Linked DNA regions of Homo sapiens: region 1 is linked to region 2. Evidence: chromatin contacts called from ENCODE Hi-C or POLR2A ChIA-PET data. All regions are on one chromosome and are shown on one strand. Each heading gives the region's core, a stretch centred on a gene start or an enhancer-like site at or near the end of the contact. The rest is flanking DNA. Distances are from core to core; before and after follow the strand shown.

Region 1 (3,335 bases), core at 505-3,004, 80 kb after region 2:
ATAGTAATTTTATAGTAGAGAATCCTCACAGACACCACTTTATGTAATAACCACACTGCCAGGAATGGGACAAACTGGTAGCCTGTGCCTTCTGAACAGTGAGAACAGCTCAGCACACTCCCTCAACGGTCTTCACTGCCAAAAGTAGGTAACTGAAATCTAATCATGAGGAAACATCAGACAATCATAAAACTGCAGAACATTCTACAAAATAACTGGCTTCTATACTTCAAAATTATCAATATTGTGAAACACAAAACAACAAGAACAAAAAACAAAAGGAACTGTTCTAGACTAAAGGAGATGAAGAGACATGACAACTAAATGCAAGACATGATGTTAGAATTTCTTCTTTTAGGCCAAGTGACAACATGTAAATAGAATCTGTAGATTACAGTGTTGTGCCAATGTTAAGTTTCTGGGTTTGACCACTGCTATGCATTATGTAAGGGAACTCCTTGTTAATAAGAACACAGAGAAAAAGATAGAGCAAATGTAGTAAAATGTGAAGTTCATGAAATTTTTCTTGCAAATCTGTAGAAGTCCAATATTATGCTAAAAAGAAAAAAATACACACACACACACACACACACACACACATATATATATATATATTTTGAGTCAGGGTCTTACTCTCTCACCCAAGCCAGAGTGCAGTGGTGCTATCACAGTTCACTTTAGCCTCGAACTCCTGGGCTCTCACGTGATCCTCCTACCGCAACCTCCTGCCTTGCTAGGATTACAGACACGCACCACCACATCTGGCTAATTTTTTTATTTCTTCTAGAGATAAGGTCTTGCTATGGTGCCTGGGCTAGTCTTGAATTCCTGGACTCAAGTGATCCTTCTGCCTGAGCCTCTCAAAGCACTGGGATTATAGGCATGAGCCACCATGATCACACTATGTTCAAAATATTTTTCAAAATTTTAATGTTAACTTAAAAGTATGGAGGGAGATAAAGCAAATATGACAAAATGTTAATGACTGGTGAATCAACATAAAGAAATACATGGCAAATCACTGTACTAATCTTTCTAAGTTTCAAGGTTTTCAATAAATTGAGTTGTTAGAAATGAGATAAAATATAACTAAAGGCATAAACAATAAGGTGTTAAGTAAACAAAATAAATACAAGTTAAATGACACAAAAAACCAGACAAACCCAGATTATGGGACATTTTATAAGACAACTGGCCTGGTCTCTTCAAAAACCTATGATCCAGCAATTCTATTTCTAGGTATAAACCCAAGAGAAATAAAAACATGTCCACACACACAAACACACAAAAAAACACTTATACATAAATGTTGACAGGAGCATTATTCATTACAGCCAAAAAGTAAAACCAACCCCAATGTCCTTCAAGTGATTAATGGATAAAACAAAATCTAGTATATCCATACAATGAAATATCTACAAAATCTAGTATTCCTTACAATGAAATATTATTCAGCCATAAAAAGGGAAAAAATGAAGTACTGATACATACTACGACGTGAATGAACCTTGAAAACACTATGCTAAGTGGCTACTGACGGGTATGGGTATGAGATTTTCAAAGGGTGGGAGAGATGGTAATACAAATGTTCTAAAATTTACCATTATGATGGCTTAACAGTTGAACAACTCACAGACACCACTTTATTTATAAAGTGTTTTCCAAACATGCTAAAACCACTGAATTGAAAACTTTAAATAGGAGAATTGTATGATATGTGAATTATCTCAAGAAACAGAAACCAATGTGGCCAGGGTGAGGGTTTGAGGTCTGGAAAAACAAAACCAAAAGCAGTATCTGAACCTTGCTCGAGTCCTGGTTCAAAAAAGCAATTATGAAAAACGTTTCAATATGGACTGGATATTAGATAATTTTAAGGAATTAGAATTAATTTTCTTAGATGGGATAATATAGGACAAAGTACTTAGGAGATGCATATCAAAGTACTTAGGGTTCAAAAGATAATGTCTGAAATTTACTTGCAGATAGTTCAACACCACCACATGAAAGAAACAGATAAAGCAAATCCGGCAAAATTATGTAACCTAAACAATGGGTACATGCTAGAGTTTACTAGTCAACACTAACTTAAGATCTGACCAAGGTAGTGGCCAGGCGCGGTGGCTCACATCTGTAATCCCAGCACTTTGGGAGGCCAAGGCAGGTGGGTCACTTGAGGTCAGGAGTTCGAGACCAGCCTGGCCAACATAGTGAAACCCTGTCTCTACTAAAAATACAAAAATTAGCTGGGTGAGGTGGCACATGCCTGTAGTCCCAGCTACTCGGGGGGCTGAAGCAGGAGAATCACTTGAACCCGGGAGGCAGAGGTTGCAGTGAGCTGAGACCATGCCATTGCACTCCACCCCTGGAGACAGAGTGAGACTCCGTCTCAAAAAAAAAAAAATTTGATCAAGGTGACAGCTATTTTAAAAGCATACCAATTCATAATCATCACTAATTCACAACCTTTATGTGTTATACAGTTGCTAGAATACAATGGTAGTTATATTTTACATTATTTAGTCTTACTTATTCTAATCAATATTCAAAGACTGGTAGAAATATACATATACTCACACTGCACTTGTTATCTATTCTTTGATTAGTCTTCCTGAATTCACCAGAAGGAGTCAGAGATGGTTTAAAATAAACACTTCGATTTGTTGCTATGGAAACTGGCTTTGGGGTCATAAGTCTCTGAACAGGAGGATATTGAGAATCCACCTTACAGGTAAAGAGAAATCAAAAACATTTATTTTCATATAAATCAATGATTCATATCTAAATTTTGACAATAGCTAACATGACCTAAAGACCATGAGTATTTCCCAGAGAAATATACAGTAGATACAAACAAATAAGAGGAAAAACTGATAATAATGGAACCTAAGGTATGTATTCATATACCTATGCACATAAATATACACACATATAATTCTAAAATGGCTTCACGGATACTCTATATTTCATTCCAGACTTAATGACTTTTCACACACATGCATGCATACAAAATGGAACTATATTCAAAACAGCACTACAGATCAAACCTTTTACAGTTTTTTGTTTTTTTTTTTTAAGAGACGGACTCCTGCTCTGTCACCCAGACCACAGCTCACTGTAGGTGAGACCTGGGTGATCCTCCCACCACAGCCTCCTGTGTACACAGGCGTGCGCCACCACACCCGGCTAATTTTTTTGGTTTTTTTTTGTAGAGACAGGGTCTCGCCATGTTGCTCAGGCTGGTCTCAAACTCCTGGGCTCAAGCAATCTGCCTGCCTCAACCTCCCAAAGTGCTGAGATTACAGACATGAGGCAACTCACCTGGCTTTTTTTTT
Region 2 (3,276 bases), core at 207-2,706:
TAAACTCCTTGTTTTAAATGAAAAAAAGTATTATCATTCTGGTTTCTAATTTTTGAATTTTTGATGGCTGTCTCATTTATTTTCTTTGTTTTGCTTTTGTAGATAATCCTACAGGAAATACGCTTGACTTGTATTGCTCTATTCTAGTGCTCATATTTCTGTAAGGTAGATTTCTAAAAGGATTAAGGATTCACAAGGCTCAGATATTCTGAATTTGGGTGGATGCTGCCTAATTATCCTTCGAAAAATGTCTAAGCCTATACTTCCACAAATGACTGAACCTGTTTTTCTCCAAACCTCGTCAACTCTGGATACCACCTCTCTTAGTCATTTTTCCAGTCTGATGTGCAAAAACATGACATGGCCTATTTAAGTGCATAAAATTGATCAAGAGTGAGGACAGTCTATTGAATAAAAAAGATAAGTTCTCATGGTTAGTAAGAATAAAATGAGCCAGGATATTAAACATGGAAGAGTATATAGGCCTGTGAAAAGAGGGAAAATGAAGAAACCAGGAGAATTGTGGAATTTTTTGAGTGCAAGAAGAAGGGGGGCCTCTGTTTGCAGGAAAATAGAATAGGAATAATACAAAAATTTTTAATTAAAAAATAGAGAAAGGGGAGCCAGAGTAAGTGGGAATTTGATGAGGTTTAGTTGAGGTTTCAGTTAATGTCCTACGTGTGTACAGCTTCAGACTGGCCAGGCATTGGGTCTCCACTTCATGTCAATGATAAGATGATGTAATAGAGTAAGTCTTAACGAGGAGGGTAAGATCAGCGATCAGGTTGGTGGGCTCCACCTTGCAGGGAGGTCAGGAGGAGGTATGGGATGAGTGCTGGGTGACACAGGCAAGGGTCAAATTCTAAGGGAAGAAATTGCGTTAGGCACAGAAGGCCTAAACTGACGTGCTCAGGAGCGTCTGTGGCTGTTCCCTCTGGATTCATTGTTTCCAGGTCTAAAAAAGGAAGGAGCAGCAGAAGCAACTCAATGTTTTTTTATATTTGTTTGTACCAACACTATATTTTACAAATATTTACGTTTGTCTTTCATAATAGCCTTCTATTGCTGACTGGACCAAAGCCAAACTCAGCCTCCCTCCCTGACCTTTCTGCATGATGTCACCCTTTCTAGCATCTACCCACGGCACTCTCTTGTTGGCTTCCTTCCTCTCGTATGTCACAGTCATTTTCTTCACACACTCGACTTATTTTCAGTTTTTTAATCTCATGCTATCCCTACCCAAAGCAATGCTTTCTCTTGGCCCCAATCTCATATTTCACAAGTAAAATCCAATCCTAATCTAAAATAGTCTTTCCTTTTGCCAGAATATCATGGGCGATGTACTTCTATGAGCATATATCTCAGAGCTGCTCCACAGTCTTCTATTAGTATAAAGCGGAGAAGGCTGAACAGATTACTTTAAGGCCCTCAGCTCTGAAGTTGGGTTTTGGAGCCTGTGGTGTTCTTAGCTTTGGAAATTCCTCCACCTACTGGTTGCCTAAAATCCTGTCTGTTCACATTATATAATGAGGTTCGCAGTTGTTTTATGAGATCGGCCTATTTTTAAGAGTAACACGGGCCTCTTGTGAATGATGACACATTTCTAAGTCATTTCGAATTCCTAAAATAAAATTAAAAATGTGCTATAAAGAAAATATTTTCTTATAATAGAAAATGTTTTCAAGCAGATGACAAATTTCTTAATGCTTTTGAACAACCATTAGGGGGCAGAAAATCATTACACAGTATAGCAATTCAATCCACGTTAGGCTGGAGAAGAGAAAGCCTATTTTATGTGTATTTCCAAAAGTTAGTACCAAAATCAAGTTATTTTTCAGTGTAATCATTGATTTGGTGCTTGGGTATCTTATTTACAAAAGAAGCCTTCCGTAGTGGCTTTATTTTTTACAACTTGCTTCCTATCAGTGTATCAAATCAGATGAACCTTACTCTGAAGGAAACACTTTAGAGACCAATGTGACATCTTGGGGCAGGGTTGCCATATATGACTAGTAAGAATAGTTGAAATATGTTGATAAACTAAAAGTAAGTTTATCTCACTAAAAATTAGAGAAATTCATAACAAAACAATAGATTTATGGCTGCCCAAGTTTCAGGAACTCTCTTTTCAGTCACCCTATCAAACGATGGGTTCAAGCGTGGTTAAAAATAGTTCGCTACTTCTTTAACAGCTTCTCTTCCCCCAAAAAACAACTCCTTAAAGATTAGAATGCAATTATTTCTACTTCTCACTTCCATTCCCCCATCAGCCAGCCTTTCACCTCTCACCCCATGAAACTTCCCAATGAATGCCACCCTTGACTTCCTAATGGCCGAATCCAGGTTCTCTAATTGGAAGGATGATAAACAAGCACTTGCTAATTTAAGTTTAAGAGAAATTTATTAAAAGTATATCACAAGCTGGATACAGTGGCTCACGCCTGTAATCCCAACACTTTGGGAGGCTGAGGTGGGTGGATCGCTTAAGCCCGGGAGGTCGACACCAAACTGGCCAAAATGGAGAAACTCCGTCTCTACAAAAAAAACACACAAAAATATAGCCAGGCATAGTGGCACTTACCTGTAATCCCAGACACTTGAGAGGCTGAGGTGGGAGGATCACCGGAGCCTGGGGAGGTCAAAGTTGCAGTGAGCCATGATCATGCCACTGCACTCCAACCTGGGAAGCAGAGCGAGACCCCATCTCAAAAAATAAAATAATAGGCCAGGCATGGTGGCTCACGCCTGTAATCCCAGCACTTTGTGAGGCCAAGGCGGGCAGATCACGAGGTCAGGAGTTCGAGACCATCCTGGCCAACATGGTGAAACCCATCTCTACTAAAAATACAAAAATTACCCAGACGTTGTGGCAGGCGCCTGTAATCCCAGCTACTTGGGAGGCTGAGGCAGGAGAATCGCTTGAAACTGGAAGGCAGCGGTTGCAGTGAGCAGAGGTTGTGCCACTGCACTTCAGCCTGGGCAACAAGAGTGAAACTCCGCCTCAAAATCAATCAACCAATCACAGCTCCTGAAATTAAAGGAAGCATAGGTAGCAAGAGTTAATCAACACTCTTATCAGATAAGGGCCCTCTGCTGGCACTACATTTATTCCATCCTTGGATCACTTGGCTCAAGTTTCCAAGTCCTCATAAGTCAGTCCAATCTGCTGAGCTCGGGCCACATACCCACCTGGTGGCTTGGAGTGAGCAGTGCAGAATGCCCTGAGAGTCTTAGCACAGGTGCACACATTGGGGGAAGAGTTAAGTGGAAATTCTC

The links. Hi-C counts contacts between places; a loop is a spot of excess contacts on that map. ChIA-PET counts read pairs that join two places held with the same protein, here RNA polymerase II (POLR2A). Pooled maps may share reads with other maps.
Region 1: a loop to region 2 is called in a pooled map, with 2.3 times the contacts of the local background. The contact joins two enhancer-like sites. A Hi-C loop is called at or near these places in 2 of 168 maps with a recorded cell type or tissue (CD4-positive, alpha-beta T cell and naive thymus-derived CD4-positive, alpha-beta T cell) and 5 of 50 pooled maps. POLR2A ChIA-PET finds 5 or more read pairs at or near these places in 6 of 52 experiments (GM12878, WTC11, activated B cell and 3 more).

The regions. Positions count from the first base shown.
Region 1 is chr6:17,662,662-17,665,996 of GRCh38, forward strand. It overlaps NUP153 (nucleoporin 153), which reads right to left. Exons shown (of 22, transcript NM_005124.4): 9 at 2,578-2,724. Among named protein-coding and RNA genes, the nearest start is that of NUP153, 43 kb to the right of the region's middle. RefSeq lists a silencer at 2,477-2,771. Within about 2 kb of position 1,755, at least 3 of the 41 ENCODE cell types and tissues checked have a DNase peak (open chromatin) inside an H3K27ac peak, as active enhancers do.
Region 2 is chr6:17,582,860-17,586,135 of GRCh38, forward strand. It overlaps LOC102724591 (a long non-coding RNA gene), which reads right to left. Exons shown (of 5, transcript XR_007059485.1): 5 at 2,932-3,028. Among named protein-coding and RNA genes, the nearest start is that of FAM8A1, 16 kb to the right of the region's middle. Within about 2 kb of position 1,457, at least 9 of the 41 ENCODE cell types and tissues checked have a DNase peak (open chromatin) inside an H3K27ac peak, as active enhancers do.